Regions from separate parts of the Homo sapiens genome. Here region 2 is linked to region 1. Evidence: chromatin contacts called from ENCODE Hi-C data. All regions are on one chromosome and are shown on one strand. The core of a region is the stretch at or near the end of the contact, and the rest is flanking DNA. Distances in the headings are between cores, read along the strand shown. Region 1 has its middle 9.5 kb from the start of LINC03013. Region 2 has its middle 40 kb from the start of EEPD1.

Region 1 (6,721 bases), core at 2,540-5,039:
CTGCTGGGCAATGGTCATCTCATACTCCTGCCCTCCTCCCACTCTGCAGAGCAGATCAGGCCTGGTTCCCAAGGAACAAGACCTGCACCCACCCCAGCCCCTGGGCTGCCCTTCTGTAGCATGTCTTTCCTTGCTGTCTGCCTCTGTGCTCTCCTGCTGTACCTTTCATTCTGTGGATCAAGCCTGCTCTCAATGGCCATTTTAACCAGATTTTATCTCTGTAAAAATGGTAAGTGATAAATTTAGAACATTACATATACCATGATGCTATTTATGTGTTTTATTTTCAACTTCATGTGCTGGCCTTTTGTCTGCTTGCTCTCAGATCCATTCCAGACCATCCTCTATCTGGGCTTTGTATCCTTGGGAACTACATTTTCCAGGCTCATTTCCAGACTGGCTAAGGAGAGCCAGTGACAGACACTGGAGAATGAGAGGAGGGAAGAAGACAGGTTATGTCTCCCTTTCTCCCTGCTTCACATGGTGTCTGATAGGTTTCGTCCATGTCTCCACCTACTGTCAGATAGCCTCTTCCTCTACTGCTCCAGATTTAGCTGGAAGTGCTGCCATGGTCCCAGATTCTTCCAGTTGACCCAAGCTCCTGGGCTCTGGTAACTCTGCTTCCTCCCTCTGTCCCTCCAGCTCCAGGGTTGATAGTGGCTTCCTGCTGTTCTGTGGCCACTGAACTCCCCCACCATCTCTGTTAAATTCCCTCTGCTTGCAATGTCATATCTAGCACTGCTCTGCCTTCTGATTGCACTCTGACTAAAACACTCTGAATGTATGTGCACAATGTATATATGTGCAAAAACACAAATATATGAGTATTCATCTGAATATACATGTATGAAAGCACATAATGTATGAAGATATGTACATGTATGAAAACACACAGAAGAAGATCTAGAAGTTTACACATGAAACTGTTAAGAGTGGAGTGTGTGTCTGGGAAAGGAATGGGACTGGGCTGGTGTGGAGTTGTGAAGGAGGATCGCGGCTTTTTAAAAAGTAGCTTTATTGTGGCATCATTTACATATAAAAGACTATAGCTTTTATATGAGTTTGATTTTTTTTACAATGAACTTGTATTCACATGTTGCTTATATAATATGAAAAATAACTAGTTAAAAATATTAACAGCAGGAGTGGGCAATATATCAAGTGCTTTAGCCTAAGCTGTAATCCATGTAGGGAAAGCTCTGCAGAGATGCTGACATTCATAAATGTTACTATTTACCATGTTCCAGGCACTATGCTAGGCCTTGAAGGGCTATCAATATGGGCATGATCCCTCTCTGTGTTATCTGCAATAATTAAATACACAATTTGTGTCAACCTTTACTCATTATGAAGAAGTAAAGAGGGCAACACCAGGCCTAGTCTAGTCAGTGTAGGCTCCCTTGAGGCCATGACTCACCAGCTAACACCCAAAAGTTGAGTAAAAACAGCTTAGTTACTGGAGGGACATGCACAGGCAGTAGGGGACAGTCAAGCTGAGCTGATGCTGATTGCTTCCCTGGTTCCTGTGCTCAGGGAAGCTGTTCTAACAAGAGAGAGTTCTTTAGAAAGTGTTTCTCATTGGAACCTGGTGGGGGTGTGGGGGTCGCCAGTCTATTGGAAGTGTGTGTAAATTATGGGAGGAGTCTGTGAGGGCTGTCGCCATGCCTCCCACAGTGCTGGACCCACTGTCTGTACCCCAGGTGGCTCTCGCCTGAGAGGGGGAAGCCAGTGGCATGCATCTTGCAGTGATTGACAAGGCTGCTTGGAGGTGGCTCAAAAACTAAGGACACTCTGGAATCAACAATGATGCCAAAGGTGCTGATGTCCATCAACCCCCTCATCCTTTGATAGGAACAACTGACATTTTTCTCAGTCTTTAGTATAGTAGTGTGCAATGTTCAAGACAAGTCCTTTGTTCAGCTTCCATCCATATTTCCAGCCATAAGTTCTCCTTGAAAAGAAATGCTGAACCTTGTGGTTAAAAGGTACCCATGGCGCAGGCTTCATTCTTCCAGAGCTTGTATTTTTCCTCTTTTTTGCATAATTCAATTCAAATGTTTTTTGCTTGAGTCTTGGTTTTCCAAATTTATAGATGTTTCAGCTATGGCTGTCATCCCCTTATTTTATTATAAGTCACCAATCTCCTTATTTTATTGTAAGCCACCCATTTTTTTCATGAGATTAGGTTACTCACAAAGTAGCCCATTAATTGCAATTATAGTTTAATTACAGCATGTCCAGGTCTCTCCAGACCATATAAAATCAGGTTACATTTCCTTTTGATGTCCAAATTACAAAGGTAACAACATACTCTTAGCTTGACCTCAGTGTCCTCCAGCTATTTCTGGGCGTCTCCAATGGGGTGTGTCATTCGTGTTTATAAACCAGCTGCCATAACCGCATGGATCCACCTGGTCCTTTCTCTCCTGCTCTGGTTCCTCCAGGTCTGCTTTCTGCAGGGCCACATGGAAATCCTCAGTGTTGTCACAGCCCATCATGAAAGCAGTGCTGATTAAGCTCAAAACACAGTCCTGCCCTGTGCTGCCTGGTGGGGGTGAGGGAAAGCTGGTCCATTGGAAGTGTGTGAGATTCTGGGAGGAGTCTGTTAGGGCGGTTGCTGTGCTTCCCCCAGTGCCGGACCCACTGTCCATACCCCAGGTGACTCTCACCTAAGAAGAGGAAGCTAGTGCCATGCATCTTGTAGTGGCCTGCCAGCCCAGCCAGTCCTCAGGTTGTCAAAGCAGAGGGGGTTTTATGCACAAGCAGGGAAAATGGCCTCTCATCTCAGCACTGAGCTACACTTTGTCACCTGGGAGCTGAAGCAATGATGCTTGGAACTGAGAACCATAAAGGGTTTTTTGTGGACAGTTTCCCTGCTTTCTGGCTCTTATGCATCTAACCATTGGGGTCTAAAACCAAATCCAAAGAGCTAGGAAGGAAGAGAATCCATACCATCCTTCCAACCTCCTCCTCTTGGTTCTTAGCTCTCTCAGCAACACTTGGTTCTACTCCCCAGGTCACAAAGCAAAACTTCCCAACCATATCAACAGAGACAAACAGATACTCTTGTGTCTGTGAGAGTGTAGGTGTGCTGATGGGTGTCTACACTAACAGTCTACAATTAGGTTTGACTGGTCAAAATATATTTTATGTGCTACTTAATAGTTTTAATTCACTCTAATAACTGAAATATCTGGTTTTAAGTAGATTCTGAAGAGAAATGCTCCACATTACAGTGTCTTTCCCTAAAAGATAGAACCTACATACACATTGGCCGGGTGCGGTGGCTCACGCCTGTAATCCCAGCACTTTGGGAGGCCGAGGCGGGCAGATCACGAGGTCAGGAGATCGAGACCATCTTGACTAACACGGTGAAAACCCATCTCTACTAAAAATACAAAAAATTAGCCGGGCGTGGTGGCAGGCGCCTGTAATCCCAGCTACTCAGGAGGCTGAGGCAGGAGAATGGCATGAACCCGGGAGGCGGAGCTTGCAGTGAGCCGAGATAGCGCCACTGCAGTCCGGCCTGGGTGAAAGAGCAAGACTCCATCTCAAAAAATAAAAATAAAAATAGTAAAAATAAAAAAAAAATAAAAAAAGAACCTACATACACATTGATGTCATGTAATTCACAGGAGCTGCACAGGTGAGAACCTGTTTGTTGTGGGAAGAAGCAAGAGCTCCTCCCCACTTCCCGTGCAGGGCTGGGGTACGCAGCTGCTGTTTAAGAGCAAGGCCTGAGGTCTAGCAATGTTCTTGCCCATGTGAGGCCTGGTTTTGCCTCAAAGTAGAACTTCTGAAACAGAAAGTTTCCTTATCTCCCTGGCAGGACATGCGACAGATGTGCGGCTCGCATGTTCAGTGTCCCACTGCTCAAACCCCTAGGGGGAGCATGCAGACAGGTCGTGGGGAGCTCCGGACAACTGACATTTTTCTCAGTCTTTAGTAGAGTAGCATGCGGTGTTAAAGACGAGTCCTCGGTTCATCTTCCATCCATATTTCCAGACATAAGTTCTCCTTGAAAAGAAATGCTGAAACTTGTGGTTAAAAGGTACCCATGGAGCTCCGACCTCACAGCAGTGCCTAGGGTTGAGTATTTACAGCTCCTGAAGCCCCAGTGGGCATGTGTTACAGTGTGCTCTTTCAGTTTTGCCGTCTGCAGGCAACTTGTGTTAACCAGCTCAATTAGACCCTCTGCCGTATGACAAGGACAGAGGGCCTCTGTATCCTCAGTTCTTGCCCTAGCGTACCGGAAAGAATCGGATAACATGTAGGCTTGGAAGATCGGTGCAAGGTTTTATTGTGTGGTGGAGGTTGCTCTCAGCAAGGTGGATGGGGAGCCAGAAGGGGGATGGAGTGGGAAGGCGGTCTTCCCCTGGAGTCAGGCTGTCCAGCGGCTGGACTCTCCTCTGACTGCCCCGACCGAATTTTCTGCATCGTCTTGCCTCAATGGCCTGCTGTTGTCTGCTGGTGTCTGTCGGTGCGCTCTTCTGCTCCTCTGCTCCTCTCAACGTCCAACTGCTTGTGTCCACGCCCGCTAGGGTCTCAGGGTTTTTATGGGCACAGGATGGGGGTGTGGCAGGCCAGAGTGGTCTTGGAAAATGCAACATTTGGGCATGAAAACACGGGTGCCTGTTCTTACTTAGGTCCATGGGCACAAGCCTGAGGGTGGAGCCCTCGCCAGGAACCCCACCCTTGTCTACCCAGCACTTCCCTGGCCACCTCCTGTGTCACTTCTACTGTTTCCTGGTGAAAATAGTAACACTGAGAATGAGTTGGGGTGGAACATTGACCTCTCAAAACATTTATCATTTTCTCATGTAACAATGATGGTGTCATTTCCTGTTAGGGGCATTGGGGAATAAAAACACTTTTTAAAAAGTATAAAACATTCTCTTTGGAAATTTACAATAAAAAAAAAACACGATTCTTTAGTGAGTACTTATCCAGGCACTATTTAATTTACACTCAACATGGAGCCTATCAGTCAATCGTCATATAAGGTAGAAGCTACCATAGCTTCATTTTACGAATGAAGAAACTGAGGTGTAGACAAGTTGAGTAGCTCACTCAAGGACACAGCAGAGTCAAGATTCAGACCTGGATATCCCGATTCCGGGAGCTTTGCTCTTACCTGATGCACTCTTCCCCTCACCTTTAAGAATTTGAAGACTGTTGCCAGTCAGTTCATCAGATTCCCCTCAGTATGTATTTGAACACAGCACAATCTGTAAGTTGGTGTAAAAGCAGTCATTGACTGGCAAGAATTCTAAGGGTAATCTCATCAAATTACAATGCTCATCTTTCTGAGTAGAAATTTGGGTTTAAAGCTTTAAATTCTTAAAAAATAATACAGCCTCTAAAAAAACCCTACCACTGGTTATATTTATATCTACTTGTGTTATGATATAGAAACTTAGTTTCATAAGTAACTGCCAACATGTTTCCCAAAGTGGCTGTACCATTTTGCATTCCCACCAGCAATGAATGAGAATTCCTGTTGCTCCTCACCCTTGGCAGCATCTGGGGTTGTCATATTCTGGATTTTGGCCATTCCTATAGGTTTGTGTAGTGGTATCTCACTGTTGTTTTAATTGGCATTTTCCTGATGACATATGATGTGAAGCATCTTTTCATATGCTTATTTGCTATCTGCATATCTTCTTTGATGACATGTCTTGTCAAGATCTTTTGCCCACTGTTCAAATGAGTTGTTTTCTTATTGTTGAGTTTTAATAGTTTAAATGTAGAGAGAAATAGATGATGTTTGTTTACTAGAGTAATCAAGATATAATCATTTTAAGAGCTAGTTGATAGCAAATATAAGTTATTTGCTCTAAATTTGATAATATAGAAATCTATCTCTAATATAATAATAATAGTGAGAGACTGTATTCTTGTAGGGAAATTTTTTCTAAAAAGCGTGGTAAAGCTCTGATGATTCTATAATAGGTTCAAAGGATTGGATTTGTTAGATGTTGATGATGTTGATGGGTTGCTAGATGTTAGATCATGACTCATGATCTAACATCATCTAACACAATCTAACGTGATCATCGTCATGACTCATGATGAGAGAGAGCACAGCATAGTGGTTAAAAGTATGGATGCTGGCGTTCAAGTCCCAGTATTGACACTTATTATTTGTGTGACATTGGGCAAATTACTCAATCAGTGTGGCCTCAGTTTCCTAACCTGAGAAATAGGGAGTACAATATTACCTACCATTGTGGACTGAATGTTTGTGTCCCCCAAAATGCATATGTTGAACCCCTAACCCCCAATGTAGCTGTATTTGGATATGGATATGGTGGCTCTAAGAAAGTAATTAAGGTTGAATGAGGTGTTAAAGATGGAGCCCTGATCCCATAAATTAGTATCTTCATAAGAAGAGACACCAGAGAGCTCACTCACTCTGAGGAACACAGAGGAAAGGCCAGGTGAGCACACAGTGAGAAGGCAGCTGTCTGCCACCTACGAGGAGAGCCCTCACCAGACACCAGCTCTGCTATACCTTGGTCTTGAACTTCCAGTCTCTGGAACTGTAAGAAAATAAATGTTCGTTGTTTAAGCCACCTAGTCCATGGTGTTTTGTTATGGCAGCCCAAGCTGACTAATACCTGCCTTGCAGGGCTGTTGAAGGATGAAATGAGTCAATACACATGAAACGCTTTGCACAGTGTCTGGCACATGGGAAGCACTATATAAGTGTTAGCTGGAA
Region 2 (6,574 bases), core at 51-2,550, 390 kb before region 1:
AATCATGTCTTGGTTATTCTTGGTGTCAGGAGAAGTAAAATGTTCCTGCTTCCAAAGCCTTGCTTTCCCTGTCCTGTCCTGTCACTTCCCTTGCCAACGGTTGGGGTTTTTATGGAACAGCACTTGCATTTTAGCCTTTGGTTTTTAAAGCACCAACTCACTCCTCTGACTCATACTTCCTAGGTGCACCTTCTGTGGAATGCAAAGATCAATATGTCCTGTGACTGCTGAGGAGGGGCTCGCAGTCCAGTGGGGCAGGAGACCCAGGGAGCAACTGTGACCCGACTGTGACAGAGAAGCTGGTGTGAGGCAGACAGGGAGCAAGAGGATGTGCAGAGCTAACTCTGTGAGGGGATCAGGGAGGGCTTCTTGGAGGTGGTGGCAGGAGCTGAGGCACACAGGATGAGGAATCACTTATCCGGAGCAGCAGGAGAAGAGCTGGCTTTATCTGGGTGGAAAAATAAAAACTTTGGTTTAAATACAGATGTAATTTTGAGGCCCAAAACAACTAGAATAACAGAAAGACAACCAGTTCTCAGGATAATGGGCAAAAAAAGGGCTTCAGCTTCCCACATTCAACATCATTTTTATTAGAGTTATTTTAACTTATCTTTACCGCTAATGGCCCGCAGCCACCCACTTTCGAGGCAGCTTCCCGGCAACACCAGCTCTCTGATCTAATTTTACCCACAAGAAATTTGAGTTTGGAAGAACATGTGCAGAAGCTTCATTTGGTAGAAGGAGGCTAGAGGGAACCGGCACCCTGGGCCCCTGGAGAGCACACACAGCAGAGGGGCAGATGTCGGGGAGGATTTGACAGTTGCAAAACTGCCTATGGAAGGCCAAGCATCTGAGGGACAGCCTCTAGACTACCACCCATGCTGTGGTTCCCCAGCTCTGGGGAGGATGACATGAGTCTTTGGAATGTGTATTTTATTTTTGTCCTGCCTGGGTTTATAGCCCTAAAATGAGGTCTCTGCCTTCAGAGCAGAAAGGACCAGATAGTCTGATTGACCAGGGGAGGAGCCCTAGCTACTTTCCCCTGGGATGCCACTCTGTAAGTCATGCAAGGGCACCTCCAAGGAAGCCTCTCTGGGTGTCCCTTGTGATAAGCCCCATGTGTCAATGTGTCTGTGCAGAGGGAAGTGTTCACAGCTATACCAAGGGTGCACAGGGGAAGGCACCGCAAGGTTTCTTTATGACTCAGGCCTACAGAGTGGGTGGGAGAGGAGAGAGTACAGATTCCAATATGAATCAGCCATCCCTCCTAGCCTGGCAGGCCGCCAGCCTTTGCAACTCCCTTCTGATGCCAGACTATCTCCCAGCCTGTGCTCCACTGATGCCTGGAGGACTGCTCCTCAGTCATCCACTGTCAACACAAATTGATCTATAGGTTCAGTGCAATCTCAGTCAAAATCTCAGCAAAATCAGAATCTCCTGCTCTGCAAAAGACAGTAAGCGAATGAGAAGGCAAATCACAGATTGTGAGAAACTATTTGCAAAAAACATGTCTGATAAAGGACAGCTATCCAAACTAAATGGAGAACTCTTAAACTTCAACAATACAAAAACAAGCAACCCAACTGAAAAATAGGCAAAAGATCTGAATAGACACCTCACCAAAGAAAATACACAGGTGGTGATACACTTTGGATGTGTTTCTACCCAAATCTCATGTTGAAATGTAATCCCCAACGTTGGATGTAGGGCCTGGTGGGAGGTGATGGGATCCTGGGGGTGAATTTCTCATGATGGTTTAGCAGCATCCTCTTGGTACTGTCCTCGCCACAGTGAGTGAGTTCTCAGGAGCTCTGGTTGTTTAAAAGTGTGTAGCACCTTCCCCTTTTTCTCTCTTGCTCCTGCTCTAGCCGTGGGATGTGCCTGTGCCCCCTTTGCCTTCCACCATGATTCTAAGTTTCCTGAGGCCTCCCCAGAACAAACTGTTTCTTAACATATAATTCAGCAATCATGTGCCTTGATATTTACCCAAATGAGTTGAAAACTATATGCATACAAAAACATATACATAGATGTTTATTGCAGCTTTATTCGTAATTGCCAAAAATTGGAAGCAACCAAGATGTCCTTCAATAGGTGAATGGATAAACATTTTTATATAGTATCTTGATGCCATTTAGGCTATGATTTCATTTTGAGACCAATCATTCAGAGCTGTTGCTTTTTTAATTTTCCCAAATTTTATTGAGAGAAGCCAAGCAGATGCCAACATCATGCTTCCTGTACAGCCTGTACAACCATGAGCCAATTTAACCTCTTTTCTTTATAAATTACCCAGTCTCAGGTATTTCTTTACAACAATGTGAGACTGGACTAATACAGATGGCAAGTAAGCACATGTAAAGATGCTCGACATCACATGTCATCAGGAAAATGCAAATTAAAAGAACAATGAGGTACCTCTACACACCTATTAGAATGGCCAAAATGCAGAACACTGATGATAGCAAGTTCTGGTAAGGATGAGGAGCAACAGGAACTCTCCTTCATTACTGGTGGGAATGCAAAATGGTACAGCTACTTTGAAAGACAGTTTGACAGTTTTGTACAAAACTAAACGTACTCTTTCTTACCGTATGATTCAGCAATCGTGCGCCTTGATGTTTTCCCAAATGAGTTAAAAACTTATATCCATACAAAAATATACCATAGATGTTTATTGCAGCTTTATCCCTAATTGCCAAAACTTGGAAGCAAACAAGATGTCTTTCAATGGGTGAATGGATAAATGTTTCTCTATAGTATCATGGTGCCAGTTAAGTTTTGGTATCATTTTGAGACCAGTCATTCAGAGTTGTGTGTTTTTTGTTTGTTTGTTTGTTTGTTTTGTTTTAGATGGAGTCTTGCTCTGTCACCAGGCTGCAGTGCAGTGGCATGATCTCAGCTCACTGCAGCCTCCACCTCCCAGGTTCAAGTGATTCTCCTGCCTCAGCCTCCCAAGTAGCTGGGACTACAGGTGCGTGCCACCATGCCCGATTAATTTTTTGTATTTTAGTAGACATGGGGTTTCACTATGTTGGCCAGGATGGTCTCGATCTCCTGACCTCGTGATCCACCTGCCTCAGGCTCCCAAAGTGCTGGGATTACAGGCGTGAGCCAGAGTTGATTTTTTAAATTAATTTTTCCAAATTATATTAAGACTATAAACTTTTGGATCGAAAAAGTTCAATGAACCCCTAACAGAATAAACATAAAGTTCAAAAGCACACAAAACCAATCACTATATTATTTAGGAATAGATACATATATAGTAAAAACAACAAATAGCCAAGGCAAGATTAACAAATTTCAGGATAGAGAGTGCCTCTGGGGAGAAGACGGGACACTCGAAGGCTTTAACTATATTAGTAAATTCTTTTTCTCAACTGATCTAAGGAGTAAATAAGTATTTTTATTACTATTCTTTAAATTGAATATATAGGAAATATTTTTGCAGGATCATAGATATCACAATAAATAGAAAATGAATTAATGATTCATCCATTCTTCTTCTGTGTTACTTATAATAACAAAAGCCAGAAACCTGGGGGTCACCCTTGACCACACCCTCACCAACCAAATCCAGTGAATTATCATCACTTTCCACTTCTCCCTACTTCCAGTATCACACCTGGCTCAAGCCACCTTGACTCTCGCCTGAAACATTGATATATCTTTCTCTCCCTTACACTCTTGCTCTAATCCAATCTCCATACAGCAGCCAAACACATTAAACCTTATCAGTCTATCTCATCATCCCCTTTGCTATCAGAAGCAATGGAGTGACATGTAAATTGCCCAAGGCCACACAGCCAGCAAATGGCAGAGGCAGGATTCAAAATCTACTAGTGTTACTGGAGAGTTCACATGTCTTATTCACCCACTATCCTACCTTGGGTGATACTGGGAAAGGCTCAGCCACTGCTTAGCATGGGGTAACGTCTGGATAAAGGACAATTTATTTTTCCTCCAATCATCACTTCACCTCCTTTATATTCCTGACTCCTAATTTTCCTTAACTCTGACTTGAAACCATACTTTCCAAGTAATGGCTTCCTAACCTCCTTGCCCGACTACAGCAAGTCCCTGCTATTTGTCCTTCCAGCACTTTGTCTATTTCTAGTAACATCCCTCCTCCACTAGATTGTGACTTCCACGAAGGCAGGAGTCTGCTTTGTCCCCCATTGCAGTGCACATCATACACCCTTACTCACTCTGGTTCTCTCCATGTCCATTTCTCAGTGAAAGTGATAGGTCACCAACAAGACCTCTCGCCTTGCATTTCAACGTCATGCAAGCTGATCTGGGGACCCTACCTGCAGGGCTGTGTGTGAGCCCTGGTGGGATGGGGAACTGAGACCAGCCCTGGCACATGGAACCTAAGATGGCCTGTTCCATGCAAGAGACCTGGTGCCTGAGTGGGAATGAAAGAGAGTTTAGGTACCCAAGATTTCAATCTCTGGGGCCAGCGAATGAATCATAAATGAGCCCCTTCTGCCCAGTAAAAAAAATCGTATCTAGTCCACTTACTCAGCTTGGGTGGGGAGCACCTGGATATTCACCCCAGGCATGTTGGGGCCACAAGTGATACAGATCAAGGTAACCAAGCAGGGATGGAGTTGGGGTAGGGGTGGGAGGGCAGGGGCAGGCACAGCCAAGATTGTGGGACTTCCCCAGAGGCCCAGAGAAGCTTGAGCCGGCAGAGGTCTGTCTCCTCTCCTTGGCAGCATTTAGAATTTTTGTCCACAATCTTTCTGCTCTGCAACAGAGGCAGGGTGCCTTCATGCATCTCTGAATACTTAGTGTCCAGCACAGGGCATGACCAAGGGTATACGTCCAAGAAATGGGAGGTGCAGCCCACCCCCATGAGTCCTTCAGGTCTGACTCAGGAACCTCCTTGAGAAGTCTTTCTTCCCTGACATTCTCTAGCTGTATCCATGCTCCTCACCGTGGGACCCCGCAGCCTTGGTGCTCTTGGTATTGTCATTATCCGGACACCAGCCAGAAGCTGTTGGTTTTGTTTGTTTGTTTGTTTTAAGGAATGGAATATTTTAAGTGTAGATATTTTGAGCTTTTTATGAGCCAAAAGCTTTTTACAGCTTTGCAAACTAGAAATTAAAAAGCCACTGAAGCATCCTACATGTTATAATTTCTAAGAAGGTGAATATTTGTTCACTACAACCCACATAAACAAAAAGCTCTTTGAATTCTCCCTCTTTTTGTTTTTTAAGAGTAAAGCATTCTTGAGACCAAAAAGTGAGAAAACCACTGTGAATTATCCTTAGCTGTGATAGGTCTATTTCTTGCTATGACCTCGTAAGGAACCAGTTACAGACTTCCAAGTACTGTACCATGTAAGTCCCTGGCTGGGCCTAAATTTTTGGCCTTCCTAGCTCAGGAAGGTAGCTTTTGGTGACCTGAAGGATTTTCACCAAAGTTAGCTTTTTAAATTTCTTGGCTCTGTATCTATTTTTCTTGTTATTTTCTCTTTTTTCCCCTCCTCTATTCTTTTTTTATTTTTCTCTTTATTCTTTCTTTTTTCATTTTCCTTTATTCTTTTCCTTTTCTTTTTTCTTTTTCTTTATTCTCTCTCTCTCTCTCGACAGAATCTTGCTCTGTCACCCAGGCTGGAGTGCAGTGGCACCATCATGGCTCACTACAGCCTCAACCTCCTGGGCTCAAAGGGATCCTCCTGCCTCAGCCTCCCAAGTAGCTGAGGCTACAGGCATGCACCACCACACCTGGCTATTTTTTTTTTTGCAGAGACAGGATCTCACTATGTTGCCCAGGCTGGTCTTGAATTCCTAGACTCAAGTAATCCTTCTGCTTCAGGCTCCCAAAGTACTGGGATTACAGGTATAAGCCACCATTCCTGGCCTCATTTTTAATTTTTTTTTCTTTTTCTTAATTCCTTTTTGTTTTTCTCATTGTTTTCTTTTTCATTTCTTTCCACATTCTTCTTTATTTAATCAGTATTATTAGTTAATATTGGTAATTAGTATTGTTAGCAGTAAGTCCAAAAGACTGGTAGGCCCTTTATAGCATCTCTGCCAAGGAGGAGACTCATATTGGCAGCTACATGCTCCTCAAGACCATTGCCAAGGGAACCTTTGCCAAGGTGAAGTTGGCCTGGTACATCCCGACTGGCACACAGGTGGCTGCAAAGGTCATTTACAAGTGTGGAACTCCAGCCTCCAGAGACTATCTCATGAAGACATCATGAAGGTATTGTATCATTCCAACATTGTGAAATTATTTGAGTTGATCGAGACCAAGGAAGCACTTTACCTAGTCGTGGAGCAGGCTAGTGAGAGAGAGGTATTTGAGTACCTAGTGGCTCATGGCAGCCTGAAGAAGAAGAAAACCTGAAGCAATTTCCACCAGATAGTGTGGGCTGTGCTATGTGATAGTATTGCTGCCAGAAGTGTAGTATTGCCCATAGGGACCTGAAGGCAGAATAGTTGCTTTTGGATGCTGACGTGAACATCGAGACTGCAGGCTTGGGCTTCTTTGGCAACAAGCTGGGTACCTTCTGTGGTAGTGCCCCTCATGCCACCCAGAACTCTTCCAGGGCCAA

Evidence for each region. A loop is a pair of places that touch in the nucleus more often than their neighbours do. Pooled maps may share reads with other maps.
Region 2: a loop to region 1 is called in a map with no recorded cell type, with 8 times the contacts of the local background. The contact joins two enhancer-like sites. A Hi-C loop is called at or near these places in 1 of 168 maps with a recorded cell type or tissue (sigmoid colon), 2 of 37 single-sample maps with no recorded cell type and 9 of 50 pooled maps.

Annotation. Positions count from the first base shown.
Region 1 is chr7:35,722,544-35,729,264 of GRCh38, reverse strand. No RefSeq gene overlaps it. Among named protein-coding and RNA genes, the nearest start is that of LINC03013, 9.5 kb to the right of the region's middle. RefSeq lists an enhancer at 433-582. Within about 2 kb of position 3,789, at least 7 of the 41 ENCODE cell types and tissues checked have a DNase peak (open chromatin) inside an H3K27ac peak, as active enhancers do.
Region 2 is chr7:36,110,342-36,116,915 of GRCh38, reverse strand. It overlaps the pseudogene MARK2P13. Among named protein-coding and RNA genes, the nearest start is that of EEPD1, 40 kb to the left of the region's middle. Within about 2 kb of position 1,300, at least 16 of the 41 ENCODE cell types and tissues checked have a DNase peak (open chromatin) inside an H3K27ac peak, as active enhancers do.